Regions from separate parts of the Homo sapiens genome. Here region 1 is linked to region 2. Evidence: chromatin loops called from intact Hi-C (ENCODE). Cell type or tissue: transverse colon. All regions are shown on one strand. Each heading gives the region's core, and the rest is flanking DNA. Links, peaks and the distances in the headings are about the cores only.

Region 1 (16,323 bases), core at 6,575-10,574, 150 kb before region 2:
TCTCTAAAAATGTCCCAATTATTCCCCTAAAACTCTAATCATTCCCCTAAAACTCTAATCATTCTTAAGTCCTATGATCTTTTAAAAAAGACTTTACTGTAGAGTTCATGCTTTTACTTATGCCCTTTGATATGCATGCAACTCCTTTCAACAAATTCACCACTATGGCCACTTTCCCTTACAGGGGTAAAATAGATGTGCTGTATTTTCTGTGCTCCAGAGTGTATGGCCAATCTTCAAAATCTCTATATCTGACTTGCCCTTTGGGTCCGCGTTGAATCAAAATGATCCTAGAGTTGAATGGATGAGGGTGAGGTGGATGGAGGACATGGCTGGGTATAAACTTCCAGGGGAGCCTGCAGGTGTTGATCTCTTCTGGTCAGCTGGTGTTCCCAAGCACTGAGTCCATTCTCAAGATTCACAGATGGAGGATGGAGGAGGGTCTCAGGGAGTTAGCCCGTGGAGGGAAGCAAAAGAATCAGTCTACATTGGAGTGGACCTCCCTTAAACAGAGGCTGCTTTAATCTAAATGTTTATGGCTCTTTCAAATTCGTATCTTGAAATCCTCACCCCTAAAAAGTGATGGTATTAGGAGGTGGGACCTTTGGGAGGCAAATAGATCAAGGGGACAGAGCCCTTATGAATGGGACTAGTGCCCTTATAAAAGAGGCCTGAGAGAGACCCCTCATCACCCTTTCTACCATGTGAGGTTGGAGTGAGGTTACTGTCTATGAGCCAGGAAGTGGGCCCTCACCAGACACCAAATCTGCCAGCACCTTGATCTTGGACCTCCCAGCCTCTGGAACAGTGAGATAGGAATTTCTGTTTTTTATAAGCTACCTGATCTGTGGCATTTTGTTACAGCAGCCCAAACAGACTAAGACAGAGATATAATCTAGATTCACAAGGGCCATGCAGTGAAATGTCAGGGCGGCATACAAAACGGTGCATACCGTGGATGGGTGAATTCATGGGCACTAAATTCCATTAAGATGCAACACTTCATACTTCTAAAAGCACTGGATAACCTGGATTTTGGCCTGGGAGACAGGCTCTCACTGACTGAGTTTCAGCGAACTCCTTTGAACTGTTGGGATTTTAGAGGCAGTAAGTGTGGGGCGGCTGGGTGGGCACTCAGGAGACGGAGTTGATCGTGGGAAGCTTCCAAACTCTGCCCTGCACGACTGCTCGGCCCAGCACAGTGGCTGGGAAAGGAAAAAAAAATAATTAGACACCACAAGGGCCCCTTATGGCTTGAGATTCTCTTCGCCTCCTGGTCTGACACAGCCCCCACTGGTATGTAGTGCTTTGGGGCATGGTTCTTTGAGCTTACGACTTATTCAAGATGCCTTTGAAGCTAGACTCAGCGTAAGCCAGGCCGGGATGTGGGCAGGTTGGCGCTTGATCTCCATTCATATTTACAAAGGCTGCTTCAAAAAGGAAAGCTAATTGTGATGTATCAATGCCCAGGTGACCTGAATGCTGCTACAAATTGCCTCCTCGGGCATAGAGGTACTGGGTAGTCTTCTGTTCTTTATCTTTGTTACACCTGGCCAATTCCTTTAGGCTGGCTTCCTTCCTCCCTCCCTTCCTTCTATCCTTCCTTCCTTTCTTTTTTCTTTTCCCTGTCCACATATTTTACATCAGGCCTGATCCTGTCACTACCCCAGGTTTGATTAACTTAGGCAAACCCTTCATCATACCCAGCTGCTGATTTCAGATGCAGAGTGGGGAGATAAAAAACTGTCAAGAGGGGAAAATGGATGAGCAGCAGATAAATGGTGGCAGGGGGGCCGGGGGGTGGTGCAATTTTCTCAGGCACGGCCTGCCACTTTCCTGGCTTATAATTAGAGACATAAGAAATATGTTTTTCTTCCCAGATTCGGACTCTGTTTTTCGTTTTCAAAAAGCCATCTGAATCCCATCTTTAGCGTGATCTTCTGCTATTTTGCTGGCGGTTCCACAATAGCCACCAACTTAGGGACTGCCGAGAGGAGCCAGATATCCCTGCCAGAGAAAATGCATCCCTGAACCTGACATCTGGGTCTTGCAGCTGGAGGGAAGGAGGAGACAAAAAAGATGCAGTCCTGAGTGTCATCAAAGGCAGTTGATGGTGCCAAGCGAGTATGGAAATTACATACAGTGCAGATGCCATTTTCAACATCAGACGAATAATGCAGCTATTTAAGAAAAACAAAGATGTGCTTAGAAATTGATCATCCGTGTACGTGCAGTGAAAATGTTCATGGCTTCCAGGGTGTGACAGGGATGGGCAGCATGCTCATTTCCAAACCATTCACATTCTTTTCTCACTGTGATTCTGAAAGAGTAACTGAAGAAGTCAGATTATTTTCCCCCTCTTATGAAACACAAGGGGGAAGAAGTTACTTGAAATTGAGCTTTAGAACACACTCTACATGGGCATTTAAGGTTTTCAGGTTTATGCCAGCTTTTTTTTTCTTCTTCTAAGCAGCATTTTAGATTGCTCTGCGAGACAGACAAGGGAATATGAAAGCCAGAAAGTACACTCAGTTATCTACAGGCCACGATCAATCACAAAGAATTAGTTCATTGTGCCATGATTTGAGGGAGGAGAAGCGGACAGAGAGGAAATTGCAAATGCTGATGAGCATGAAAGCACCTTGCCCCTCTTTCTTTCTTTCCTCTTCTGAGTTAGATCTGTTCAAGATTAGAGGATGCACAGTGCCACGAATGTTCAGGTTAGAGGCACTGTGCAGATTCACTTTTGGTTTATGCAAGGTGAACACAGAGGTAGTAGGGGCAAATACCAGCTCCAGGCCCAGGAACAAATATTTCAGAAAAAGGCTCTATTACCTTTTGTTACTAGCAAAACACACATTGTCAGGAGAGAGGCCTCCTCTCTGTAAAAGTATCTTTACCAAGGGGAAGGCTGGGAGGAGATAGGATTTTTGTAATCTAAAAGATGACTTAAAACTGGGAATTTCATGTTTTCACTGGAACAGCCAGTGGGTTTAAGTGGTTTTTGTTATCAATTACCCCTTAAAAAAAAAACTTTATTTTTGTCGTTATTTAAAGGAAAACATTGTTTGAACTTGGCAGTCAAAATAATGTTCCAGAACTTCTGGGGTACTGAGCTCTGGGCATCCTCGTGGTGACTTCAGAATTTATGTCTAGGAGGGCTTAGGGGTGGAGATCTGTTGGAGTAACACCAGCTGGGGGTCTTGGCTTGAACTATGTTTATATGGCAAGCACACTATTGTCACTTAGACTGTACAATTATTTGTAGAGGCTTGGAGAACTGTTAGCCTAAAGCCCCCTAAATCTCCCCCTTGACATCACCTCTGTTCTTGTCCTGAGCCTGCTTTTCTCCACGTGGGCACTACTGCATTTTCGAATGGGCCATTCTTCTTTATGCGGGGCTATCCTGTACTGCTGGACTTTCAACATCCCTGGCCCTGCTCACTAATTGCCAGAAAACTGGAGGTGGCCACTGTGACAACCAAAAAAATCACCCCACACTTCCTGATGCCTTGCTGAGAATCATTAGGTTTATTTCAGTCCTCACATACATACTTTTTTGAGCGCATTTGGGTGAAAAATCAATAAGCATATACATAAACAAAGCGGAGTCACTGGGGAGACAGTGCTGTCTGGAACAGTGGCTCTGTATTTTGTCTCCTCATTTCTATACCAGTCATGTGCACAATACGTGCCTGTCAGTAATAGCTCTCATTAAAATAAATTATTTTCAATTTATTTAGGACAAAGGTGGGAGTGCAGATTGAAAAATTTTTTCCTTAGATTCAGCACCTATGAAGGGTCTCATACTTACCCCATATCTCTGATTGAGTGTCCCTGGTGAATTGAATTGAAAGTGCACTGAACTACAAAGACAATTTGCCATAAGATAGCTGTTATATGGCTGGGTGCGGTGGCTCATGCCTGTAATCTCAGCACTTTGGGAGGCTGAGGTGGGCAGATCACGAGGTCAGGAGTTTGAGACTAGCCTGACCAACATGGTGAAACCCCATCTCTACTAAAAATACAAAAATTAGCCGGGCATGGTGGCACGTGCTTGTAATCCCTGCTATTTAGGAGGCTGCAGCAAGAGAATCACTTGAACCCAGGAGGCAGAGGTTGCGGTGAGCCAAGATTGTGCCACTGTACTCCATCCTGGGCAACAGAAGAAGACTCCATCTCAAAAAAAAAAATAGCTGTTATGTTATGCAAGCTGTTTGACACCTTTATGCCTCAACTACTTCATCCGCAAGATGGGGATAATAATGTGTGCTCTACTTACCTCGTAAGGTTGTGAGGACAAAACTAAAACTGTAAGATTGCTTTGAGGAGCTAAATGCATCATGGATAAGTGGTGCAATTCCTATGCAGACAGTATGATGGTTCCTCACAGGACCCAGCAATCCTATGAGGAACCATCAGCAATCCAGCAATCCGGCTTCTGGATTTATATCCAAAATAATCAAAATCAGAGTCTCAAAGAGATATTTGCATACCAACATTCATAGCAGCATTATTCACAATAGCCAAGAGGTGGGAGCAACCCAAGTTACCATCCACAAATGAATGGATAAACAAAATGTGATATACACATACAATGGAATATTATTCAGTCTTGAAGAGGAAGGAGACCCTGTCGCATGCTACAACTTGCGTGAACCTTAAGGACATTATTCTAAGTGAAATAAGCCAGGAACAAAAAGGCAACTACCATATGATTCCACTTATATGAGGTACCTAGAGTAGTCAAACTCAGAAACAGAAAGTAGAAAGGTGGTTACTGGGGACTGGAGGAGGGGAAAGGAGAGTTATTGTTTTAATGAGTATAGGGTTTCAGAAGACAAAAAAGTTCTAGAGATTTGTTTCACAACAATGTGAATATACTTGACGCTGCTGAACTTTACGCCCACCTAAAAAAGGTTAAGATGATAAATTTTATGTTAAATATTTTTTGTTTGTTTGTTTTACCACAATGAGAAAGAAAGCACGGTAGAAACAGAAGGTATCATTATCAAGTATAACCCAGAGGTTGGGAGAACAACAGGTGCATCTGTACATTTTCCAAGGTAGGCAAATTATATCAGTGGGTCCACTGTCCTGGGTTCCCCAAGGACACTTTTACTGAGGAACACATAAAGGAATAAAGCAGGGAAGTATTTAGAAAAGTATTTCTTAAAGTGGGAAATATACTAGCATTCCCTAAGGAATTAAAAAAAAACACAGGTCAGTGTTCTTGGCTGCAAATAACAGAAGCTACTCTGGTTAGCCATATTAGTCAGGATTCTCTAGAAAAACAGAACCAGTGGGATATATCTACATGTAGAAAGATATTTATTTGAAGGAATTGGCTCATAGGATTATGGAGGCTGACAAGATCAAAATCTGCAGAGTGGGCCTGTAGGCTGGAGACCCAGGGAAGAGTCAATGTGGAGGTTCAAGTCCAACAGCCATCAAGCTGAAGAACCAGGAAAGAGCTAATGCATTGTAACCTGCACAGACCTAGATGGACTGAACAAAGAGGGGCAAACATGGGAATAAAAGATAAGAGACAAAAGAGTATATTTGGAAGAGGGGTCAGGGGGCACCTTGCCTCTAGTGGACAAGGGCCCCGAGCTTTACACAGCCCTCCGTATTTATTAGGCAAAAGAGATAGTGAGAAGGAGAATGGAAGAAGGGGTCAGCTGCTCAATCCAGAGTAGGCTTGCAAGATTGTATTCCTCAAACAACAGGCTCTAGATATCACAGTAGATAGCCTCGGTGCCAGGGAGTGATTGCCTCCAGCAAAACTTCTGTTGGCTTCTGTTGGCAGGAGCAGTTGTGAGTTTGCTCACATCCTGCATTCATGATAAACAGTTTGCTGTTTGATCATATAGCCTCCAGTAGAATGCCAAGTTGGTCACGTCCCATGGGCCTTTGGCTCCCTGCATATCTCCCTTCCTGTTAATGAATTAATTGAAAGAATGTAAGGCCAGGCTGGGCAGCTCTCATTCTCCAATTGGCAGTCCATCCTCTTTTACCGACTATAAACAGAAGACAGAGACAAAACAACATTATTCCAAGAACCATACAAAAGATGTAAATGTGGTGCCTTAGATAGGTCCAAGGGTTGAGGCTCTCCAGGCCTTGCTGGAATTTGGTGCAGTCTTCTAAAGAAGGCTGAAACTCTTGAGTTGGGTTATTTAAATAAAGAATTTTGTTTTGTAATTCACCAATATCAAAGGTGATGTTGGATGTGAAAGTTCCCTGCAAATGGGCTTTCACAAGGTCCCACAGATACTCACTTTGGTTATATTCCAAGTTGGTTACACAAATATGAGTGTGATTAAAATGACAATGCAATTGCTGCTGCAATTGCAAGCTTTGTACTTGTTCCCCTAACCATAGAACTGTGGATTTTAACATTGCCACTTCAGTTTGTAACTCAGTGTTAATTTTACTCTGAAGTAGCCATGCTTGGTCGGCTGTGCATGTCCAGTTCTCCATGTACTGAGCTGTTTGAACAGAACTATGCAAAGCTGCAGAAGATATCACAACAGAAGTTATTAGTGTGATCAAGGAAACAATAGCAAAAATTATCATGCCTAAGGCTCTATGGACACAATGAGTAAGCTCAGTTAGAAGAAGTTTTGCAAAAGGCAAAGCAGGTGTAGCAGCCCAAGGCTCAGACGGATGAATAGGGATGCGACCTAAAATCATCAAAGGAGAGATGTTATGTGTTTGCAATGTGCTAAGATTAATGCAGTGATAGAACTGGCAAGACTTACAGATCAATTGGGTATTGTTTACCTGGAGCTGGTCCTTCTTAGCTGCTAGAAAGACATGAGGATTAAAAACACAAACTGTAAATTGAGTGGTGATATTCTTTACAAATGTAACATTGGAACTGTGTTGTGTCTTTGGTCGGCCTTCTCTCTGTCTTTGCACTCAAGCTCAGCTGACTCATGGCTCATACCAGAGGGACCAAGCCCATGGTTGGCCACCCTGGGTTCCTCCAGTCTCCCGTTCCATGCTGGCATGCACCTTGAGGGCACCCACACGGTTTATCCATCTCCTGTAAAAACACAAGCATATCCTCTTCCCCGTGTCAGTAAATCCACTGGACCTTTCCATTGTCCTTCTTGTGGGGATTTCCACAACACTTTTGGATTAACTTTCCTCTTTTCCTCTAACACTTGCCAATGTCTTTCTGCTGGAGTCTTACCATCCGTACCAGGAGTCCAAAAATTTAAAGTAAATAAGGCTAAATGTAGTTTTCATTGAGGTGGTAGTTGGCCTCCTATACCCCCTTTTTGTTTTTTCAACATGCATTGTAATGTTTGATGTGCCCGTTCTACAATGCCTCGTCCTCTAGGATTACAAGGAATTCCTGTTTTATGGGTTATAGCCCAAAGTTGTAAGAAATGTTGAAAAGCATGACTAGTATAAGTGGGTCCCCTGTCAGTTTTTAATTGTTTAGGTATTCCCATATAAGCAAATAATGACAGACAATGTCACCCTACGTGACCAGCTGTCTCACCACTTTGGCATGTAGCATGCAGCATATGAGAATAAGTGAAACAAATTAAGCAGTTCTGGGTCTAGTGTACTTTTAACTGCAGCAGTTTCTATGCAACTGGCTACATTTACAACATAAGCTGAATCACAGACAATGTTGATAGGATCTGAAGCTGTGAGCTGTAAAACCTGAATGCCAGCAGTTAGCTCTGAGCATTGAGTTGAAGCACCAGAGGTATCTAACTTCTCCTGTGTTAGAGGCCATTGATCCACCTGCACAGGTTTGTCACTAAACCATTCTAATAGTAAGGCAGTGGGTGGAGGAGAAATATCAATGACCCCCATCAGAAATCCTGACGTCCTAGCCCTTTTCTATCTGTTTTTCCAGTTACTGATATTGAGTTAGGATTTCTCTGAAGAAATTTTCCTAAACCTTTTCCCTTCTGATATCCCATGTTCTTCAACATTTTCAACCCTAGGTTGTCAAAGTTTTCATTTGTTAAGTCTCATATCCCATGCTGGAGGTAAGTCTCAACCCCATAAGTTGATGGCTATACTTGCAACATAAGGCTGAAAAATACATGACTGTCCATCCGGACCAAGACAAGATAAAATCTCAGTGCTCTGTTGAACACTTTGAGCTGTTCCTACTCCCACTAGGGATGTAGAAGCTAATTGCAAGGGCCAGGATGGGGGCCAATTATCTTTAGATATTACTGATACATCAGCTCCTGTATCCATAAGCCCATAAAATTTCTTTCCTTTAATTTGTACTACACAAGTTGGTGTATTAGAGGCTATGGGTTGGGATAGATAGATTTCCCTTGTAGTTGTGCTCCCAAGCCCTTTATTTCCTAATTTCTCCTTTCATGGAGAAGGGTGTAATTTGCAGGGAATAAGCAATAATTAAGCAATATATTCTCCCGGTTCAAAAACCCAAAGATCTTGTGACATTAAAACTATTTGAATTTATCCTTCATAATTGGAGTCATTCACTCCTGGGACTACAGTAGTGCCTTGCAAGTTAAGGCGGCTTTTGCCTAAAATTAGTCCCATATATCCTGCTTGTAAAGGTCCCCAAATGCCAGTGGGAAATTTGATAGGTTTGTCTCCACCAACTAACGTGATTCTTTCTCTGGCGGGTAGATCTAATCCTGCACTTCCTGGTGTTCCTGGGGTGAGGGAATCAATGTGCCTCCAGGAACCCATCCCCAAAACGGGGTTGAGGTCTGGACTGGGAATGCCTTCATTGTCTGTGGGGCCCGGGTCCAGGCCCCCGTCTCATTTCCTGGCACGGGGGTGCCATTCTGATGAATTTTGAGTGGCACTGATTAGCTCAGTGATTTCCTTTGTTATAGTGGGGACAAAGTCCTGGCGTTTTTTTCTGCTGGGGGGGGCACCGCATTGTAAGGTCCTTTCTGTCCTGAGATCTGGTGGCATTCCTTTTTAAAATGTCCAGTTTTTCCACAATCATAACATTTTCCCATTTTAGGATTTGACCCTTGGCTCCTTTTAGATTTGTCAACTGCTAAATTAGCCATTCCTTACACTAACATTGCAGAGCGATGAAGCTCATTTCCCACATCCTGACGAGCTCTGAGAAAATTTCCTAAGTTTTTTGTACACCTCACAGGTGCCAGTGCACATTTACAGTCCGCATTTGCATTCTCAAAAGCTAGAGTTAAGGTTAGCATTTCTGCAGCCGTGGTATGAGGAATCTGACGCTTCACTGCCTCTTGTAATCCTGCAAGAAATTGCTTATAGGGTTCCTGCAACCCTCGTATGATATGTAAAATGGATTGTACTGGAACTCCCTCTTCAGGAATTGTGACCCAGGTGCGTTTAGCGGCCTGTGCACACTGCTGATAAACAGCGTCTGGGAGTGCCATTTGATGTTCCAGGTCTGAATAAGGGCCATTACCTAACAGCATATCCTCTGTAGTGTCTGCGTGTCCAGCAACACGGTTCTGTTTAGCCAGGCCTGCACACATTTCTTGCCAATTTAAATTCCATGTCGGATATGCACTAGCGGACAAGCAAGTTCGTGCCAAGTGTTTCACATCAAAGGGTAAAAGACGCATAGCACCAAACACAGATTCTAGCAATCCTAAGGTGAATGGGTTCTGTATGCCATCATTTACCACACTCGTTTTTAATTCCTTTAACAACTTAAACTCTAGTGGAGTGTGTTCATGAATAACCTGCTGTGGATTGTTTGGATCAGGCCTTACAGAAATAGGAAAAGCGCAAGGTCCTAAGGGCTCTCCAGCTATGGCAGCAGAGCATAAATTTCTTTGTATTGGGGTCTCTATTTCTGCCACCAAAGGAAGTGGCACTGATGTTTCTGCAACTGGAGGAGGTGGTATAGGCCAATTTTTATCCTCCATCTCCTGTTTTTTATTTTTAATTGGAGCTGTGGATGGGACAGCAGATTCTTTCCAATTTTTAGATTCACCCGGCTGTCCCGCAGATTAATAAGGAGATAATGGCAGAAGTACAGTACGAACTAAACTCCAAGTGAAGACAACAGAAGAATCAACTTTAAGACCTTTTTGATGAGCCTGTTTTAATCCTTCTCCTGCTCTATCCCAATTTTCCACATCAAGAGTGCCTGCCTGTGGAAACCATGGGTTATGCATAATAACCTTCTGTGGCTTCTGCAGGAGGTTTGTTAGTGTCTGTGAATTAATCTGCACTCCACACTGTCTCAACAGAACTTTAAGCAACTGCACATAATGTTTTTCTTCAATAGACAAATTCTTCCCCTTGTTACCCTGATTCAGAAACTTCCTGTTCCCAGCACTTCTTTAAAGCACTGCTCCCAGTACCTCTTTAGGGCACTGACCTTTTATCCGCTGCTGGCAGACTCATCCCGGGGTCCCCGTTCGCTTGTCAATTTCAGTTCCTCTGCTCCAGCAGACCTTCGTTCAAGTCCTCGTAGTCCTGTGTTCAGACGCCACTTGATGGGCGTCGTTGGAGTCCCTGTTCTGGGTCGCCACTTGTAACTGGCACGGACCTACATGGACTGAACAAAGAGGAGCAAACACGGGAATAAAAGACAGGAGACAAAAGAGTATATTTGGAAGAAGGGGTCAGGGGGCACCTTGCCTCTAGTGGACAAGGGCCCCGAGCTTTACACAGCCCTCCATATTTATTAGGCAAAAGAGATAATGAGAAGGAGGGTGGAAGAAGGGGTCAGCTGCTCAGTCCAGAGTAGGCTTGCAAGACTGCATTCTCGAACAACAGGCTCTAGATATCACAGTAGATAGCCTCGGTGCCAGGGAGTGATTGCCTCCAGCAAACCTTCTGTTGGCAGGAGCAGTCTTGAGTTTGCTCACATTCTGCATTCATGATAAACAGTTTGCTGTTTGATCATATAGCCTCCAGTAGAATGCCGAGTTGGTCACGTCCCACGAGCCTTTGGCTCCCTGCAACACATCAATTCAAGTCCAAAGGTTTCTGCTATAAAACTTCCTCTTGCCTGCGAGAAGCCAGACTTCTCTTCTCTTCATGCCTTCAACTGACTGGAGGAGGCCCACCACATTATGGAAAGCAATCTGCTTTACTCAAAGTTCACCAATTTAAATGTAAACCTCATCCAAAACCCTCACAGAAACATCCAGAGTCATGTTTGACCAAATATCTAGGCGCTGTGGTTCAGCCAAGTTGACCCATAAAATTAAACTTCACATTAGCTTAAGCAGAAAAGAAATTCACTGGAAGTGTATTAGGGACCTCCCCTGATCCCTAGGAAGACTGAAAAACCTGGTTGGAGATTGAATGGGAACTGACATAGCCTAGGGAGTCAGTACCCCCAACTCACACCTAACTAGCAAGACTACTACTGCCACAGCCACAGCACCTGCTGCACTGCCAATGTCACCAATGTTGCTGAATCCTGAACCCTCTCTGTGTCATTTGCTTCAAATCCAAAGTCCTGGATAGGAGCATCCAGTTGGCTGAGCCTAGTCCATGTACTGCAGCTACTAGGGGACAAGATGGTGAGTGTGTGACATTTTCAGCATTGTGGTTGGAGGCAGGCCCTACTTCCCACCAAGACACACAATGGGGAGATTCCCAAGCAGAGGAAGGAGACTCAGCTATTGGACAGTCAAAGAAATCATGAAGGTCTACTATATGTATTTCCACTCCTGACCTAACTGAATGTAAGTGTTGGAAGGCAGATATGTAATTTCAAAAATCTCCCCCAGATGATTCTAAATCACTTCCCTTCCATCTCCGCTCCCATCATTGTATGTCTTGCTGTTTTAGAAATGATGATTTTTAACAATTGTTCTCTTCCATTTTCTTATGTCTAGATAACTGTAAAACCATCATCAGGGGATCTGGCTAACAGTGTGAGAAGCTGCCTAATTCTGACTACACCTTCTGACCTCACTCTGGTGTGGACTTGAAGAGGGTGCTCTTGGATCCAAGAACTTGAGACCAACTCTAACTATCTTAATCTATTTATTGAGAGTGTATCAGAGCTTGCAGAACCAACCCAATGTGTGGGTTTGGGTGTGGAGAGCAAACACAGTAGTCCTGAAGGCTGGAAAGCTGGTCTTTCACCTGGAATGGGTGGGCTTGGACATCACCTCTGCATTGCTGGACTGTGGTATGGTCTCACACCACAAGAAGATTTAAGCAACCTTATTAACTTAATAAAGATTTAAAGACGTTGAGCCTGTCCATGTCACTTGCCTGTGCCTTAATTCCTTTGGGTGGCAAGAGAAGACATTTGGCCTCAGGCTCTTCCCCTAAGTTTACGCCAAGGGAGAAATCTCCCCAAATAGGAAGGGAAGCCAGATGCTGTACAATAAAAACCAAACACAAACAAAATAACATAAGACACACGCACGCATACACACAAACATCCATGACCTCTCCTCCAGTAAACAAAATAATGAGTGATACTGTTTCTGTTTTGCATGGGCAGCCCCTACATTGAGCTGTTTCACCACCTGTCTCTGAAATGTAGAGTCTAAACCATCTGACTCTGTCTCTCCTACTGGTTCCTGTTCTTCCTCATCTCCTGTGGTTATCATTAATGCTGTTTACCAAATATCTCCATTTCTACCCCTGTGTGGGTGTGTGATTGGATTATACCTTCTCATCCCCTGGAGGCTGAGTGTGGACGTATGTTTTACATTGGCCAATAAAAGGTGAATGGAAGTGGCTTCTCTGTGTGGAAGCTTCAAGAACCTGTGCCTGATTTGCCACACTCATTTCTCCCTGACAATCATCACTGTAATCTCGGGAGCACACTTCGAGTTGAAGCCTCTGTCAGCCTGGAGCCCGGAGGGATTATGGTCAGCGAAGGCATCAGCCAACATTCGTACACGTGAACCGGGACAAGAAATAAACCTTTATGTCTTTTAGGGCTTTTTGTTACTGCAACAAAGATTAGATGACTCTAACTGATCGAGCTGATCTGTCCCCTTCCTACTGCCTCCCCTGGACTTTCTCAAGATCTTCCATCTCTGCCCCTCAAACTGCTATCCTTCTTACAGCTTCAGCTTTTACCTCCACACACTAGAGTTCAGCTGCGTGTCCTGCCTCAGACTCCCATTTCTAATATCCATTTGGATACCACTATATTTTCAAAATGTACAGAATGGAACCCCTCCCAGAGTTAATTCTTTGTGCAACTTCTCTCTCTTTTTACAATGTCACTATCAATTTTCCAGCCCCTGAATTCTGAATCTGAGAGATCTTTGACTCACTCTCTGCCTTCACTACCCCACCCCCCAATCAATTACCAAATCCTCTTTTATATTATTTTTGAGGTCTCTTGAATTTGTTCTTAGCGCTACCAGTGCTCTTACCTCCCAGGCTCCTTACAGCTAAGGAAAAGGCACAGGCCTCAATCCACTGTATTTGTTTATTACAGGGCATTCCACAACCAGATACTACAGACTGGCTGGCTTATACAACAGGAATCTATTTTCTCACAGTTCTGGAGGCTGAAAGTCCAAGATCAGTGTGCCAGCAGAGCTGATTTCTCTGAGGCCTCTCTGCTTGGCTTGCAACGGCCACCTTCCTGCTGTGTCTTCACATGGCCTTTTCTCTGTGCACACTCACCCCTTATATCTCTTCCTCTTCTTAGGACACCAGTCATATTGGATTAGGGCCCCACCCTTATGGCCCTATTTAACTTTAATTATCTCTTTAAAGGCCCTATGTCCAAATACAGTTCACATTGGTGGTTAAGGCTTCAACATGTGAATTTTGGGAGGACAAAATTCAGTCCATAACATGGTACCAATCAGCCATGCTGGGGCCAGGTTTAGACTCAGGAGCTGGTGAGGAAAGGATACCATACCAGCAACAATGGCAGAGGCCAACGTCACATTGCTCCTGAGTTTGGAAGTCACAACGTGGTTGGCAGCAGTGGAGACTGGTGTAAATTTGCATTCCAGGCTCAAAAGTTACTCAGAAGTGATGCATAAATGGCAGTGCAAGCTGACATGCCTGGTGGTAGTAGTTGTGATGATCTTATCAGACCAGTTCTGCAAGGAAGTGGGCACTATTTCTAGAAGTTTGGCTTTAAGGGTATTCTCCAGGCTTCTTAACAATTTTATTTGGCCCTATATCATGTGATGTTTATGATACATGAGAAAAATAATATGGTTCTTGTAGCTTATTTGGTATTAATAATTAGTTATTCAATATGACTCATGTCATGAATATGCCTATAGCACATTTTTAAATAAATGTATTTTTATATCTGTTGAAATCATAGCAGTTCAGATACTTTCGAGAACAAGAAAATACGTTTGTGAGTGGGGTCATCTAAATGTTAGAAATGACTTGAGCAAGTTGTAGAACCTGGGTCTCCCATATCCTTTAAACAAACTCCCTTTCTACCTAATCATTTAGAGTTGAGTTTGCTTAAAATGAAAAAGACTGATGACTAAATTATGGCAACAGGGTCCCAACCTGGTGCCTATACTGCAATTTATCTTAAAAACCATTGTCAAGCACATATTCCTTAATCATGTCCATCTCTTTCCACAAATTCTGAAGGAAACTTGGATTTTTTTTTTTTTAAGGCAAAGTTTCACTCTTGTTGCCCAGGCTGGAGTGCAATGGTGCTGTCTTGGCTCACTGCAACCTCCACCTTCAGGGTTCAAGCGATTCTCCTGCCACAGCCTCCCAAGTAGCTGGGATTACAGGCGTGTGCCAGTATGCCCGGCTAATTTTTGTATTTTTAGTAGAGACGGGGTTTCGCCATGTTAGCCAGGCTGGTCTCGAACTCCTGACCTCAGGTGATCTGCCCACCTCGGCCTCCCAAAGTGCTGTGATTTACAGACATGAGCAACCGCACCTGGCCTTGGATATTATTCTTTCAGCTTTATGACCCCTCAGTTGCAAGTGTCAGAATACCGATTCAAAATAGCCTAAGCAAAAAAAGATTACTTATTAAGCAGACATAGCTATGAAGTCCAAAGGAATAGATAAAACTCCAGCCTTTCAGGTGTGGCTGTATTCAGGGGCTCAGATTATGTCCTTAGGGCTGTGTCTGTCTTCATCTCCTAACTCCCTTCGTGTGTCAGCAAAGAGAGACTCTGGCTACTTGAACTTTGAAGGAGAAAGATGGAGGTATATCCCTCTCAACCTCTCTCTCTCTCCAACAAAACTCTGCATTCTGATTGGTCCTGGGCGAATTTTGTGTTATTCACTGGAACAGTGTCCACAAGGATGAGATTCTAATGAGCTGGGCTGGACTATGTAACAGGTGCCAAGGTAGGAGAAGTGGGCACGGTCCCACGAGGTCAAGGACAGCCAATTTCCCAAAGGAAAAAAAAGTCTCAACAGAATAATTTCCAAAACATACCAGCTTTGGGCACCAGTATATGCTCCACCCCTTGAAATCACACTGGCTAGTTCCCTGTTCTGCCAGTGGGAGGTGGGCTCTGGTGTTTGGACAGGAAAGATGACCCTGGCCTTTCCCAGGAAGAGGCTGCTCTGTGTCTGAGGGAGGCAAGCTTCCTCTGGAGGGATTGTGAGGCTTGTCCTACTGGACCCAAGGCCTGTGTGCTGTAGCTCTGCTTTCCCCTCTAGGTCACTGCTTTTGAAGCTGGATGAGTTCACTTTTCACTAGTGCTGGGAGCATCACCAACCCTTGTTGTCTCTCATGGCCCTGCAGGAAGCCCTATGTGGTCTTTTGACAGCTCACTCCCTGCATCCAGGGAGAATCGAGCCCATTGTTTCAGGGGGTTTCCTTTAGGCTAATCTGAGGAGTGTGAAAGAACCCATTTAGAGAGGCCTGATGAATAAGGACAAAATAAAGATCAAACTCAGGCAAAATCAAAAGCTATTTGTTAACAGGCAAGATGTTCTTCAAAGTCTTTATCAGGAGCAAGGAAGACTTGCAGCACTATGTGGAGAAAGTAGGGTCTGGTGGGTGGGGGGCATTCATTTGAAGTTCCAAACAGATGACTCCTGGCCCAGCCGCTGGGCTCAGCATTATCAGTAAGTCTCTTGGGTTAAGTGGGCAGTGCTGGTGGATAAGGGTCTGGGAAAAATAATAAGTCATCCAGTAGCAGGTAATGTTTATTGGAGAAACTCTCCAAGCCCTCCTGTCCTTGCACTCACCCTCAGGAAGGAACCCCATGCTGCAAATTAGAGAAACTTTCCTAATCCAGGGTTCCTGGTGTAGGAAATCGAGCTATCCTGGTGTCATGTAAACCATGCAATTACTTTTCAGATGATAAACAAATACACGGAGGCATCAGCTTCCTTAAACCAACACTAGAATGAGAGCATGATGGTGCTTCCAGAGTTGGTCTCCTGAATGTCGGCTTAAATGCCTACCATACGCCA
Region 2 (16,323 bases), core at 7,213-11,212:
TGATTCAGGTCACACAGCTCCTAAAGAACTAGGGCTCCAGTATGAGTCTGACCTCCTAGCTCTTTGTACTGTACCTCATTGCTCTTTAGTAGTCTATGACTGCTTTGAGTTTTGAGTCCAGTTTTGGGAATGAAAACCCAAATAACAATGGCTTAAACACAGTAAGAATTCATCTTTATCATATAAGAAGAAATCCTTAGGTATTCAGTTTGTGATACTGATTTGGTAACTCAGGGATTTTAAGATGAGAGTTCTATGAGTCTCTTGACATTTTCCTTGTGGCTGTGAAAGGGCTGCCATGCCTCCAGCCACTATCTCTGGATTTCATGAAGGAGGATAATGGAAGACTGAAAGGCAAAAGGGTGCATGACAGCTGAGAATGCCTTCTCCTCCCTTTTAGAAACTTTCTTTGCAGCCCTGCCTAAAACCTTCCACATATGTTTTAAAGGTTAGAACTGTCATGTGGCTATTGCAATCTATAAACAGCTTTGGGAAAAGGTAGTTCTGAATGACTGTTATGTTGCTACCTCAACACAATCACCCTAAGGTCACTCCCTTAGGACATTAATGGAGGGTTTAAGGAGTTCTTTTTGAAGGGTTTTATGTGATTTTTCCAAAGCTTTCTTTGTTCAAGTGTGGCATGAGATGGAAGTGGTGGTGGCAGACTGGGTGGGGCACTGTATCCCCTTTCTGGGCACCTCACTCCCTGGTACCATTTAGGGGTGAGATCTGGCCTAGAGGATTTTTTTGGGGTGGGGTGGAACACACAGTGGGGCTTTAACTCCAGGCTGGGTTGGCTTTCTCCCAAAGTATAAGAACTCAAAGACAGTTTATGACCTCTGGGACTAATTTCCTTCTAAAGACCCCCATCTGGTCATCAGGAGAAATTAATATTCTTTCTATTAACATAACCTTAACCCTGTTTATAGCAGACTAATAACACTGGCCTTATTATGCCAAGAGGGCATCAGTCCCTTCCTGCCTGGTTATGCTTCAAAGCTTTCTAACATTGACTCACAGCGAAGGACACGCAGCTCAAGAGGTTTCTCCCTGATCTGCAGTTTCTCATCCCCCCAGCACATCCTTCTATTGTAGTCATATATCAACCAGACAGATATTAGGTTTTTAAGCAGGTACCTTTCCACTGGCTTGTGAGCATCTGCAGTATCATGACTTAATTCTTATCCTTCCAAATGCCTGCAATTAATCGACTGTGGATATAGCAGTGATACAACCCAGTTCCCTTATCTCCTAGAACTTGGAATCTTTTACCCAAAGCGGGTACTTAAAAATTCCAAGTTCTCCTGGAACTTGGACTCTTTTACTTAAAGTAGGTTCTATGTGTTGAATTGAATTAGTCATTCAAAGAATGATAAAAATTTAAATGTAGAAAGGTCCTTGAAGATGTTTTTCCTCCAGATTTTAAGATCAGCCAGCTTGGGTCTGTCACTGAAATTCATTGTGTGAATATAAACACACTGACTCGTCTCTTTGTCTTCAGTTTCCACACTTATAAAATGGAGTTGATAATCCTGCAAGAGTGTTGAGTACTTACTATGTGCCAGGCACTGTTCTAATTATACGTGTATTAACTAATTTCTTATCATTGAGTTCTTACCAAATGGAAGTGAATTAATACATGAAAAATGCTTAGCATGGTATCTGGCACATGACAAGCCTTCATATATTAGCAGCTGTTATTATAATCAGTTCTCAATTCTTGCCCAAGGTTAATGTTTGTTTTGAGGTCTGTTTGCAGCATCTATTTTCTTCTTCTTTTAAAATTTAGGGGAGTGTTTGTTCATGTTCCAGGCTTTCAGCACCTCTGCCCACCCATATCTATATTCCTGGGCTATCTGCTTTAAATTGTCCTCTCATTCTGTATCCTCCTCCCCGTGTGAAAATATTTCCTTTTCTTGGTGGTGCTGGCAGTGGCAAAAGGAGTAGTCCAGGTTTTGCAATGCCCTTAAAATTTCAAAGTCTATCTTTATAGCCTTACTGATATTTTCTTTTCTTCCATAACACCACCAAAAGAAAAAAAAAAGAAAAAAAGAAAAACCTGTAAGTTGTAAGAACTGGGTAGAAGGAGGTCATTGTCACAATACACTACATTTATAAAGTGCTTTGGAGCTTACAAAGACCGTTCACCTATCTCTTCTCACTTAAGCCTCTCGGCAGCCCCGGGTGGTCCTCATCGGAATCCTCGCGATAGAATTGGCCAGTAAGTTTTAAAGTCACTTTCAAAGAGTAGGACAACTGTCATAGACAGTCATCTGGTGGATTCTTAGTTTAGATCCTGTAGCAAGCTTGAAAATTGTCACTGTGGGTAACTGAAGGTAGACTGAGTCCTGGACAATGAGCTTCCTGAGGAGAGGAATGACGTCACTCATGGAACATCCCCAGGGCCTGGATCAATAAACTCGTGCTCAATGAGTCAGTGAATAAGTGGTGAGAAAAAAACATTAACATTTTATTATTTGAATAGCCACAACTGAAATTATTCAAATTTTGAAAGTTCAAACTTTTCAGTTCTCAGTGAATTGTCCATTGGAGTAATAACCAGTCACAAACTTGGAAGCTGTTAAGCCTCCTTCTTCAGGGGATTGAGGTGTTTATGTGGGGTGGGAAGAGAGGGTTTTAGTTGAGGGAGATCCTTGGCTGGGGTCTTTGAAAATCGGAGTGCATTTTTCAAACTGTACCTACAAAGGTTTGGCCAAGAAAGAGTACAAGACATTCAATGGGAGCCAATACATGAGCTCAATGAAGCCACAGAGCCAAAGATCCCCACACACTTGTGTTTGAAGGCAGACGGCAGACTTCCTGGGTGTCCGACTTTGGAATTCTTTCATTGTGCGATGTTTTACATTTGACCCAGTTTCCTGGGCAGTCTCTTAATGGTTCTTTGGGATAGAGAGGGAAGGAAGGTTCTGGGAGAATTTTGAGAGTCTGATGACAGCTCTGCACTCACTCTAGAAAAATGCACATATACACATATGGACAGCTCTGCTCCTCCAGATCAGAGGACCTAGTAAAATACCTCCTGTCTCTCCCCATGCTTCCCCCGAAAGAGAGTTGAATTGTCTGTGTTTCTAAATGTTTTTTAATGTGTTCCATTTTCCCCAGCTTTGTCCTCTTTCTGAGAACAATGGTCACTCCACTGTCCAAATTACTCTTTGTGCTATCTTGGGCTGTCTTCAGTTCAGCACTTTGGTAGTGAATTCTGACAGCTGCTGGAGAACGGGGGGGCTCACCCTTGCTCCAGTCACTCCATTAGCTGGGAACCACCTATTGATCATCTGCTCTCCACAGAACAGGACATATTCCTTAGCTTTGGCTACATCCCTGAAGGCATAAAAAAAGAGGTGAGGTTGATGCTGGGAGAGTTTGCTGAGAGGATTTAAAAAGTCAGTTGTGATATTTTTGGGGAGGATGGGGCCAGGAAAGAGGAGAAAGAGAGGTGAATTACAGGCATACCTTGTTTTATGGCACTTTGCTTTATTGCCCTTTGAAGCAATTGCGTTTTTTACAAATTGAAGGCCTGTGCAGTCCTGCATCAAACAAGTCTGTTGGTGTGATTTTCCCAGCAACAAGTGCTCACTGCAGTCTCTGTGTCACAGTTTGGTAATCTTCACAGTATTTCAAACTGTTTCATTATTATTATATCTGTTATGATGATCTGTGGTCAGTGATCTTTGATGTTACCATTGGAATTGTCTTGAACTGTGCCTGCATAAGCTGACGAACTTAATCAGTAAATGTATGTGTTCTGACTGCTCCACCAACCAGCCATTCCTTCATCTCTCTCCCTCTACTTGGACCTTCCTATTACCTGAAAAACAACAATATTGAAATTAGGCCAATTAATAATTCTACAATATCCTTTAGGTATTCAAGTGAAAGAAAGGCAAAGTCACTTGATGCTCACTTTAAATCAAAAGTTATAAATAATTAATATTAGGGAGGAAGGCATGCAGAAAGCCGAAATAGGCTGAAAGTTAGGCTTTTGCACTAAACAATTAGAGAAGTTGTGAATGCAAAGGAGAAGTTCTTGAAGGAAATTAACAGTGCTACTCCAGTGAACACATGAATGATATGAAAGCGAAACGGCCCCATTGCTGATGTGAAGAAAGTTTGGGTGGTCTGGATAGAAGGTCAAACCAGCCACAACATTCCCTTAAGCCAAAGCTTAATCCAAAAGAAGGCCCTAACTCTCTCCAATTTTATCAAAGCTGAGAGAGGTGAGGAAGCTACAGAAAAAAAAAGTTTGAAGATAGCAGAGGTTTGTCCATTGATGTTTATGGAAAGAAACCATTTCTATGACATGAAAATGCAAGGTGAAGCAGCAGTGTTGATGGAGAAGCTGCAGAAAGTTATCTAGAAGACCTAACTAAGACAAATGATGAAGGTGGCTAGCTAAACAATAGAATTTCAATGTAGATGAAACAGCCTTGTTTGTATTGGGAGAAGATGACATGTAGGACTTTCTAAGCTAGAAAGAAGTCGATGCCTGGCTTCAAAGCTTCAAAGGACAGGTTGACTATCTTGTTAGGGGCTAATATAGCTGGTGACTTTAAATTTAAGCCAATGCTTATTTATAATTTCAAAATCCTGAGGTTTTTTGAGAATTATGCTAAATCTACTCTGCTTGTACTCTATAAATGGAAAAACAAAGCTTGGATGACAACACACCTGTTTACAGCAGGGTTTACTAAATATTTTAAACCCACTGTTGAGACTGACTGCTCAGAAAAAAATATTCCTTTCAAAATATTCATCGACAATACACCTGGTCACCCAAGAGCTCTAATGGAGATGTACAAGGAGGCTAATGTTGTTTTCATTCCTGCTAACACCACATCCATTCTGCAACTCAGGGTTCAAGGCATAACTCTGATGTTCAAGTCTTATTATTTAAGAAACACATTTGTAAGGCTAGAGCTGCCATAGATAGTGATTCTTCTGATGGATATGGTCTAAGTAAAATTCTTTCTGGAAAGGATTCAACATTCTAGATGCTACTAAACACATTTATGATTCATGGGAGGAGGTCAAAATATCAACATGAACAAGAATTTGAAAGAAATTGATTGCAACTCTCATGGTTGACTTTGAAGGGCTCAAGACTTTAGTGGAGGAAGTAGCCACAGGTTAGGTGGAAATAGCAAGAGAACTAGAATGACAAGTGGAGCCAGAAGATGTGACTGCATTCCTGCAATCTCATGATAAAACTTGAACAGACGAGGAGTTGCTTCTTATGGTTGAGCATGGAAAGTGGTTTCTTGAGATGGAATCTATTCCTGCTGAATATGCTGTGAATACTGTTGATCTGACAACAAAAAATTTAAAATATTATATAAACTTAGCTGATAAGGCAGTGGAAGGGTTTGAGAGGATTGACTCCAATTTTGAAAGAAGTTCTATTGTAGTAAAATGCTATCAAACAGGAATGCATGCTACAAGGAAAACTTTCATGAAAGAAAGAGTCCATTAATGTGGCAAACTTTACCGTTGTTTTATTTTAAGAAATCACCACAGCCCTCCCAACCTTTAGCAACCACCGCCCTGATTAGTCGGCAGCCAGAAACACTGAGGCAAGACCTTCCACCAGCAAAAGGATTGTGACTTGCTGAAAGCCCAGATGATTGTCAGAATTTTTTTAGCAGTGAAGTATTTTTAAATTAAGATATGTACCATTTTTAGATATAATGCTATCGAATACCTAACAGACTACAGTATAGTGTAAACATAACTTTTATATGCACAAGGAAACAAAAAATTCATATGGCTTGCTTTAGCATCATTTGCTTTATTGAAGTGGCCTGGAACCAAAAATAAATGATTGATGGTTAATGATGTCACTGTGTTTTCTCTCAGATTGTCCTTGCAGGAGATGAGTAATCAAAGGTTCTTGATTTCCATCAAACTGTTCCCTTTCCTGATCCTTATCTTAATTCTTCTATAGTAATCTACCAGGTTTTTTTGCTTATACGTATTCCCAAATTTGTGTATTTTTGGCCAGTAGGGACACGGCATGAGGCGTACTCTGATTACCGCCCTTCTGCTGGGTCAGTTATATGAGTTTTCCCAGATGGGCTTTTTCCACTCTGAGCTATTGATTGGTTGCCTTTGCTATAGGCTCAGTGATCAAATTTCCTGCTGCTGAGAGAGGGACAGAAAGGAAGAAGAGTAGTTGGTTGAGGCCTTGAGACACGTGGGGCCATCCCCTTAGTTCATTTGCCTTTATAAAAATAATGTGAAGGCCTATAGGCCACATCAATAGATGCACCAACATTTGCAATGCAAACATAATTCTAGTGAAAATAATCACACTACAATATTCATTTAAGCAATGCTTACTAGGATCCACCTTTATTTAGCAAGGCGCCGTGCTTAGCAGAAGAAAGCAAGCTGTTGAAAATATTCACTGGCCGGGTGCGGTGGCTAACGCCTGTAATCCCAGCACTTTGAGAGGCCAAGGCGGGCAGATCACCTGAAGTCAGGAGTTTGAGACCAGCCTGGCCAACATGGTGAATCCCCGTCTCTACTAAAATACAAAAATTAGCTGGGTGTGGTGGCACACACCTGTAGTCCCAGGTACTCGGGAGGCTGAGGCAGGAGAATCACTTGAACCCAGGAGGTAGAGGTTGCAGTGAGCCGAGATAGTGCCACTGCACTCCAGTCTGGGTGACAGAGCGAGACTCTGTCTCAAAAAAAAAAAAGAAAACGTTCACTGTTAGCTTCTGTGTTATTGCTCCATGGAGAGACCTGCAAATACTCTCAGGCTTCCTTCTTCCTTCCAGAGGACTGAGGCTCCCTTTCGATTTATATCCAACCTCTACACTTGAACTGCCTCCTTGTGTTGGAGGATCAATTTAGAATACTCTTCAAGTGTTTTCTTTTCCCAGCATGTTTTTCAGTTCTCTTGCTTGACTCCATGACAGCCATTCGTCAGCCATTTCCAATTTTACTTTGCTTTCACACCGTAGTAGAAATGCCACACTTCTAGTTATTTTTACAAGTATCACCTTAATACTCAAAATGCCCTCTAAAGTTTATTGAGGCCCTCAGGTTCAGAAATATGAGCTCGAGTTTTTGTTGGGCTTGACCTATTGACCCACGAGAGCATCTGGTGTGGTTCCTACAGCTGCCCTCCGCTTGTGGAGCCTTTTACCCACAGGAGCTGCCTTTGATGGACTTTTCTGGGAGGAGGGTTATTCCCGAATGGATTTCTCTCTGAAGACCCCACCAGGTCTGGCAGAGAAAACAATGATAAGGAGAAGGCAAACAGGGAGCTGAAGGATTGCTTCACAAGAACAGCAAGAACAACTACAATGAGGAAAATCGCTTTGAAGTGAAGCGAACCCCTGAACTTTCTCAGTTATTCTAACAATCAGAGGGAAGGGTGGAGGACCACAGCGGCAGAAGAGACGGCAGTGCATTTGGGCAGCACTGAATGTGGGCCTTTGCTAGTTGCACAGTGAGTGCCAGGTGTCCTGCAGCTCAGAATCCTCTCCTCCATCCTCTGAGTTCTATTCAAATGTCCACTAAAGCACTTATTGGCTGATCCCATTAGGCTGAGTTAATTTACTTCCCCTGGCTAGAGGGATCCTCAAAGATAAGGACCTCCTCCTATTTGTCCCTGAATCCCCAGGGCCTGGCCTAATGTGGGACCCAATAAACATCGGTAAATGCTGCTGTGGCATCCTGCACCCACTACCATCTCAGTACTCTCATGCCGTGTTGTGAATTCTCTTTACTTCTCTGCCCCCCCACCATGCTCTGTGAGAACTCAGGCAGCTGGGGTCCATTTCTTTCTTTCTTTCTTTTTTTTTTTTTTGAGATGGAGTCTCGCCTGTTGCCCAGGCTGGAGTGCAGTGACTTAATCTCAGCTCACTGCAACCTCCACCTTCCGGGTTCAAGTGATTCTTCTGCCTCAGCCTCCCGAGTAGCTGGGACTACAGGTGTGTGCCACCATTCCTGGCTAATTTTTGTATTTTTAGTAGCGATGGGGTTTCACCACATTGGCCAGGCTGGTCTCGAAGTCCTGACCTTGTGATCCGCCCGCCTTGGCTTCCCAAAATGCTGGGATTATAGACGTGAGCCATTGCGCCTGGCCTGGGGTCCATTTCTTAACACCTTTGCATTCCCAGAACCTTGAGGAGTGCCCAGGGCATGGGAGGCTGTCATCTGTGTGTGCAAAGTATACAGGAAGCCTCAGCTGAATAAGACAGTCATCCAGGCTCTTTCTCCCACCTTGCTGACATCTGAAGGGAGTCACCATTCCTTTGGCCTGTAAAGTCACCTTTACTGCTACGAAACCGCCTATAAAAAGTTGGAACCAGGCAGCTATTTTAGATGCCTCTGGTGAGGTGAACTGAAGAAATAGTTAAACGTTAGAAGGCCTGAGTTCTAGTTCTCCACTAGTTAACTATGTGATCTTGGGTACAGGAGTTACTCATAGAATGTGGTGACAATAATACCCATGATATCTACTTCATTGAATTTTTATTTTTTATATTTTTAGTGGCTTTTAAAGAAATAGAAAAGTAATGCATGTTTATGGTAAGAAGTCATACATTGTATATCATGGGTTTTCTTATTATAATGTTTTGCTGGGGCCATGTCCTCTGCTCCTTAGATTTCCTATTAGATATAAAAGTGAGACTGCAGACCTGACTGATTCTTTGTGGAGGAAACTTTGGATCTTGTGCCTGCTCTCTATCCAGCTCCCTGCTATTCAAACTGCTTCTTGAAGTCTTGACTTCCTCAGCTGTAGTTTAAAGAAAGTTCTTTCCCTTCCAGACTAGCTGTAGGGGAGCACAGCTTTTGCATAGAATTCAAGGTGGGGGCTTCAGAGAGATGGCAAGGGAGGGCAGCTCTGTGCCCCCTCAGCACTCCCTGGCAGGAGGCCTGTGATGTGACATCCCAGGGACCCTGGGTGTGCGTTTGTTTGGTCTTGGTTTCTAGGCTTCAGTGAGGGTTATTATCTTATTGTTTCCTGTTCCCTTGGCCTCACGTCAATTCTGTCTGATGCCTACACCTTCGAGGTCTCTGTTTTGACACGCGGTTTGTGGCTGGGAACCCCACAGTGTCCCGAAAACATTTGCTTGACCTGTTGGGGACATCCTTCCCCTTTTTAGTGAAACAATGCCTTCCAGAGCACAAGGGCTTGAGGGCTTTGGACCTTTCCAGCAGTGTCAAATTTAGATTCCAAATGTCAATCTTGCCGTGGCTTCATCCTTGACTTCTCTTTCTTGAGAATCTATGCTCTTTGGCTAACAGCTAAGGGCCAGTTAGCTGCCTGCTTTCACAGTTGTTGTCTGTGGAAATTTGATATCAGCTGTGAAGTGTGTGCCTGGTAATGAACACAGTACAGCTCTGCAAGCACTGTAGCTCATGGTGAAGTACTGCAGGCAGATTGGACAGGGATTCAGGAGAATCCTGAATTTAACTTGGAGAGGGGTCTGTTTAGGATGTTAATCTGCATTTCCTGTCCTGGAAGACAAAGCACAGAAGGTTTGGAATATAGCCTGTGTTTGGCTTTGAATGCCAAACAGGTGCTGACACTGAGCCTTTTCCACAGCTGCCCTGGGATGACACCTAAAAAATTGGTCATTAAAAGGAATCCCTGAGATGATGCTTCCCATCTTCTGGGGGGTCCTAGCTCCTCTTTGGGAAATAGGTGAAAGCTGTGTTCCCAGGAACATGCATCAACATGCTTACTGTTTTGCACTAGGGTCTTATTTTCATCTCAGGGAGACCCACTGGACCAAAGTCTCTAGCATCGTCGTAGCTTGCACACAAAATGGATCACACTGGTCATTTCCCCACCTTTGACACAGTGTCCACTCTCCTGTGGGCTGTGTTTGTGTACTTTGAGCAGTCTTGGTTACATCTTAAAGCCAAATGCTCATCAGATGCAGGAAGCACCCAGTCACTCTGCAATGAGGAAAACTTAATATAGCTGTAAACATTTTATATGGGTCTTTACTACTGTTATTTAACTAAGTCTCACATTACTGTGCACCTGGGGAGCTGTACTGTGCAGCTGGGTGACAGATGGATGGGTCAGGAACAGGAAGGGACCATTAGGAGTTCAGTGTGTTTGGAAGCATCCTAGCTTCGAAATCAGACAGACTCGGGCTTGACTCTTGGCTCTGTCCTGTAAATCATCTGACCTCTTGGAAACCTTACCTCATCTGCAGAATGGGATCAACACAATATGAACGTCAGCAAGATGAAGATTCATTAAACAATGTGTGCAAAAACCTTCCTAGAGTGTCCCATCAGTGTTTATGTAGGAGTGCCCCACTTGTGCAGGGCCTGTGGCTGGTCAGACATGGACTGCCCTGGCTCTGGTGTCAGCCCTGGTGCCAGTGCTTCATGCAGCTCATGTGCAGGTTTTTTCTTCCTTACTTGGGTTTCCTAATTTCATGCTCAAGGTTTGGCCATCCTGAGAAATTCTGATCTCCTTATATGGAGAGGATTTTGTGGCTCTGCTTGGGGCATGGGGGTTGCTATATAGCAGATGTGGGTGTGCAGACATCCCCCCAACCTTTTTTTTCCTGGAGGTTGCTGTGGCCAGGCCTCTCCTGTTCAGGGGAGGCAGCTGGCTGCACAGAAAGGTTTGGTATGGCAAGAGCTGGTGAAACCACCAGATCCATGTAGGGATTAGGCCCTAGACTTGCTATTTTCATGTGTTCCTCAAATGAGCTCAGGGCATAAAGGCACAATTTAGGAAACCTCATTTCTAAATACTTCCATCTGTGCTGTATATTGAGATGCAAAGGTTAAAGGAAACTCTAAGGGAAAATTAAATTCATGAAACAGATAAATCAAGTGTTTTGATTTTCTACCTACCTACCTACTTACCTACCTACCTACCTACTATAGATAGTAATAGAGGCTCTCCATATCCAGAAGGATGTTTGTTTATATACATCCATTATTATGGAGAGAAAAAACACTCTTCATCTCCCCAATCTGTCCATTTGTCCATCCATCCATCCTTCCATTTATCCATCCATCCATCCCTCCATCCACTCATCCGTCACACCTACTATATTCAAGGTACTGCGAGGACTAAAAGATTTTAAGTATCATGGTTGTCTTTTGTGTGGACCCAGGTTAGGGTAGTGCTTGAGTCCTTAGATTTTGGAGTCCAACAGACAACCTTGGGTTCATAGTTCTGCTCTTCATTCACTGAGGAAACTTCCGTAGATTATTTACTGGTTGAAACTACAGTTTCCTCATGAAAAAAAGGAGGAGGCGTGAGGAGCAAATGAAATAATACATATGAAGCAATTTGCCTCAGTTTGGGTGTGTATTAAATCCTCATAAAAGTAACTGGCACAATGTGAGACTATAATGAAGGCTCACTAAATAGAATATAATTGCATAATTGGTCTAGTGGCAAAGACAAAGCACCTCTGAAATGTTTCCATACTATTTCACTTGTAAACATTTAAAGTACTTGCAAGTTTCAGGCATACACTGTGTGCATGCATATGTGCATTCATGCTTTGTGAGCATATGTGTATGTGTGTGTGTGCATGTGTAAATCAAGGAATATGTACTCAATGGGGAAGACTTGCCCTACATGCTTTTGGTGACAAATTCTCAATTTAGATTTCCAAGTGGCAATTTTAGAAGGTATTGTCTTCCTTCCCAACACCAGTTTTATAATATATAAGTCCACTGGGGATGTATATTTCAGTTGTGTTCTTCATGTATTCTTTGTTATTAGTAGTTCCTTTTGTTGTCTTGGTTGATACCATTTTTTGGTAAAGAATCTTGTCTTTTCATTGGTGTAGGTAAGGACTTCGTGACCAAAAACTCAAAAGCAAATGCAACAAAAACAAAGATAAATAGATGGGACTTAATTAAACTAAAAAGCTTCTGCACAGCAAAAGAAATAATCAGCAGAGTAAACAGGCAACCATGGAGTGGGATAAATCTTCACAACCTAGACATCTGACAAAAGACTAATATCCAGAATCTACAAGGAACTCAAACAAATCAGCAAGAAGAAAACCAAACAATCCCATCAAAAAGTGGGCTAATGACATGAATAGACAATTCTCAAAAGAAGATACACAAATGTCCAACAAACATGAAAAAATGCTCATCATTACTAATGATCAGGGAAATGCAAATCAAAACCAAAATTCCGTACCACCTTACTCCTGCAAGAATGGCCATAATCAAAAAAGCAAAAAAATAATAGATGTTGGTATAGATGTGGTGAAAAGAGAACACTTTTACACTGCTGATCAGAATGTAAACTAGCACAACCACTATGCAAACAGTGTGGAGATTCCTTAAAGAACTAAAAGGAGAACTACCATTTGATCCAGCAATCCCACTATTGGGTGCCTATCCAGAGAAAAAGAAGTCATCATATGAAAAAGATACTTGCACATACATGTTTATAGCAGCACAATTTACAATTGCAAAAATATGAAACCAGCCAAATGCCCATCAATCAACGAGTGGTTAAAGAAATTGTGGTATATATATACCATGGAGTACTACTCAGCCATAAAAAGGAATGAAATAATGGCATTTGCAACAACCCACACAGAATTGGAGACCATTATTCTAAGTGAAGTAACTCAGGAATGGAAAACCAAACATCTTATGTTCTCACTCATAAATGGGAGCTATGAGGATGCAAAGGCATAAGAATGATACAATGGACTTTGGGGACTCAGGGAAATGGTGGGAGGGGGTGAGAGATAAAAGACTACACACTGGGTACAGTGTACACTGCTCAGGTGATGGGTTCACCAAAATCTCAGAAATCACCACTAAGGAACTTATCCGTGTAACTAAATACAACTTGTTCCCCCAAAACCTATTGAAATTAAAAAAAAATCATTCCATTAAAAAAAAACAGTTCTCTTTTGTGCCTGGATTGCCAATGATTATGGCTATTAACAGTTTATTGCACTTCGCTATTAGTCAAGTATTCCTTCTCAATATTCTGATTTCTCAAATATCCTTATTTCTATCATCGTTTTATTCAGACTCTTCACATGTATCCTTCTTGTAAAGTCATTAAGAAAACAGTATTCAAGCAAATGATAAAAAGGAGATTTGACTTCTAGGCACTAGGAGGAAGATTTTAATGTCTTGATAAAGGATACTGTGGAAGAGACTCTGTCTTCAGTCGGAAACTGTCCTGTCTTGGAATAATCACTGCTGGAGGGAAGGTCCCAACTCTCATACCAAATATTTCCCATTTATTCTTACCAGGTTGGTTCTGACAGATACTTTATCTCAAGTGTCTTTGCAGCAAATCCTAAAGGCATATCTAGAAGATTATTTAATAACATCTGGAAGCACAGACAAGAGAGATGGTAAAGGAAATAAAGCAATCCAAATGAACTGAGCAAATCTGGGACATGACATCCTAGACCTTGCTAGGAGCGGATAATGGTGCTTTCAGCCAACTGCGGGGAAAGGGATTAGGAAAAATAAGCTAGGAAACAGACCACCCAGGCTGAGATGCTCATTCTTGTTTTACAATTTAAAGTGTAAAGGAAATCCAAATTAATTTCTCAGGATAGCATCACCTGCTTTGTGTCAGGGAACAAACAGTGAGTCAGAAGTGTCATATAAAACCCAATAGCAACGAGTTGATTCTGCACCGAGGTTTGCAGAATGGGAATGCGACTTCCCTGGCTCCATGACTTGATTCTGCACTGACGTTCACAGAATGGGAATGCAACTTCCCTGGCTCCATGGCATGTTGACGAGAGTCAGAGCTGAAGACCAGGGAGCCTGGGGGTGGTATCTATTGGAATTTTTCAGCCTCACTGATCAAAGTAGCTTGGATGAGATGGAAAAGGGCCAGAGTTCAGGCGGGGGGAAATATAGCTGGGTCAGAAGGAGTTTCATTGACAACTTAAGGAATAGCAACTCCTCTGGTATTCAATATGTAGGTGAAGCTAAAGAGGATATTGGGAATGTGTGCAGGAAGCCTCATGCAAGAATTTTCACAGTGGCACTGCTTGTAATAACAAAAACATTGGAATTAACTCAAATGTCCATCAAGCAGAGACTGGATAAATGTACGGGGGTGAACTTGCTTAATGGAATAATAGACAGTAATGAGAGTGGAATAAACAAGAGCTACATGTATTAACATGGATGGCTTTTCAACTGCACAATGCTGAGCAAAAGAGCAAACAGAAGAAAGAAAATGTGTGTATAAAGAAAAACCATGCATGTCAAGTTTAAGAAAACGTGAAACCATACTATATATTGTGTATCCAATTGTGACTGGATATAGACATACTGAGTACAAATGTTTTAAAATGCATGGGAATAATAAAAACCAAATTCACTTTAGTGGTTATATTTGGGCAGATGGAGAGGAGACGTGACCAGGGAGGGGGTACACAAGAGATGCCAATTGTATTAATGTTTTATCCTTTAACGTGGGCTGTAGGTACATAGATGTTTTGTTATATTACTCTGTAGTTTTTTTGTAAGTCTGAAATATTTCACAAGAACTTATCATCCCCCTCCTATCCACACAGAATTTTTAAAGAATCTAGAAGATAGCGTTTCTGAGGAAGGAAAATGGGTATGTTGGAGTGTTACAAAGAGAAATAAAGTGATGTAGTGTCTTGCAAGAGTAGGTGCTTAATATATGTATTTGCTGAAATTAACAAAGTTTGGGAAGGAAAGTAAACAGACCCAGAGAGTAATAGAAAAGGCGAATGAAATGAAAGGGCTCTGGGGAGAAGAAAGTTTGGATCCAGTGATGTGTGGAAGATAGCAGCACACACAATGAAGCAAAACGGGAGGATCGGTGAGTTGGATGGATGCTGAAAACCAGCCAAACTCCCCACTTCCTCAGCCTCAGAGCTTGGAAGGAGCTTCTGCTGTGTTGGGAATTCCTGTTGCCAGAACGTCATCTTCTAGGTGCAGCTCATCAGGATGTTGTAAATGGTTTCTTAACAAAATTATTCTTGCTAAGAGAAAGGGAGAAAGAAAATGCTTTTGAGTTTATCCATGCAAGAAGGTCATCAAAAAATGGCGATCAGCCTGAACTTTTTTGCTGAACTAAGAGAGTTCCTTTAGTCGTTTTTCATGAAGTTCACAGTGTGATTTTTATTCTATTTTGTAGATCATGTTTTCCTGTGATCTACAAGGTGACATACAGCTTTGATAAGGATGTGATCAGCATTCTGGTTTAATAATTGGCATACAATGGGTTTTTTGGAATTGCATCATATGTCTTCAGTATTATTATTTCTTTGCTTGGGTGATTTATTCTCCTGGATTCTGAGAACACAAATTGGGCTTTTAGAGTTAGCAAGCTGAAAAATGTTCGTTTTTAAACCTGTTACTCCATAAAGTCGGCTGTGCCCTGAGCTCCTTTGATGTTGCTCAGTAGACACTGAGAACGTTTCAGACAAATTCATTTTTAACTGCTCACGGAGGGCTTTGGATTATCATCTAGTCATTGTTCTAACCATTGGGACAGACCTTTGCTGAACAATGTTGGATTAATCAGGCAGAACAGAGCTCGAATCTCCTCATTCCTTTTGTCTGTATGAACTGAGCCCTGGACTCACAGCACGTAGAATTCTGGGGCTTAGGGAGCTTCTGCCTGTGCTTTATTTTGTTGTTTTATTCAATTAAAAATTAATTTTAGTTTGTTCTCTTTCTCCTCCATGGCTCAAACTATTAAAGATAGTTCTGAGGAAGGAAATGCAAAATAGCAAGAAATTGTTCTGCTTGCCAATGGCCCAGGGCCTCTTGCTTTCTAGGTTAAAAGGACTGTTTGGGGGAAATGAAGTTCTGTCTCTCTAACGACACTGTTTAGTTTTGCATCCTATTTTAGTTGGAGGGTGAAATGAACCAGATCTGTTTCTAGCCAGTCTGACTCTTTGATTCCAGATTGGGGCATCTTCAACAGGGTTTTATATCCTGTTGGAATGCAAGGCTATTTTAAGAAATCCCTATTGGATTGAGAAAAAGCACATAGTATAATTATGGTGACCAAACCATGTGTCCCAGATTTTCCAGGATGTTCCCCAAATTCATGTAGTTTCAATCTTTTCAATAAAGTAAGTGCATTTTGTATGCATCAACATGGAGCCTGATAAAGGGTATCTTTGTGTATGTGAGTGTGTAAAATAAAAATAAATATATATAAGTATATATATTTTATATAAATAAAAGTGTATATACCCACTTTTTTGCTGTGTGTATTCATTTAAATGAAATCTTCTTTAGGATCTTGTGGTTTCAGAATAGATGATCAGTAAGTATTGCAAAAATAACTGTCAAGGTCCTAACTAGCTG

The links. A loop is a pair of places that touch in the nucleus more often than their neighbours do. Peaks named below come from ENCODE experiments on the same cell type or tissue, not always from the same donor. Only the 100,000 strongest peaks of a DNase experiment are listed, where the experiment ranks them.
Region 1: it touches region 2 in a loop (3-fold over the local background); 1 of 110 quality-filtered maps calls a loop at or near these places.

What each region holds. Positions count from the first base shown.
Region 1 is chr2:136,066,335-136,082,657 of GRCh38, forward strand. No RefSeq gene overlaps it. Among named protein-coding and RNA genes, the nearest start is that of CXCR4, 44 kb to the right of the region's middle. In transverse colon, for the core only: no CTCF peak of the experiment used is centred there; no DNase peak of the experiment used is centred there.
Region 2 is chr2:136,217,162-136,233,484 of GRCh38, forward strand. No RefSeq gene overlaps it. Among named protein-coding and RNA genes, the nearest start is that of CXCR4, 110 kb to the left of the region's middle. In transverse colon, for the core only: no CTCF peak of the experiment used is centred there; a DNase peak (open chromatin) is centred at 9,072.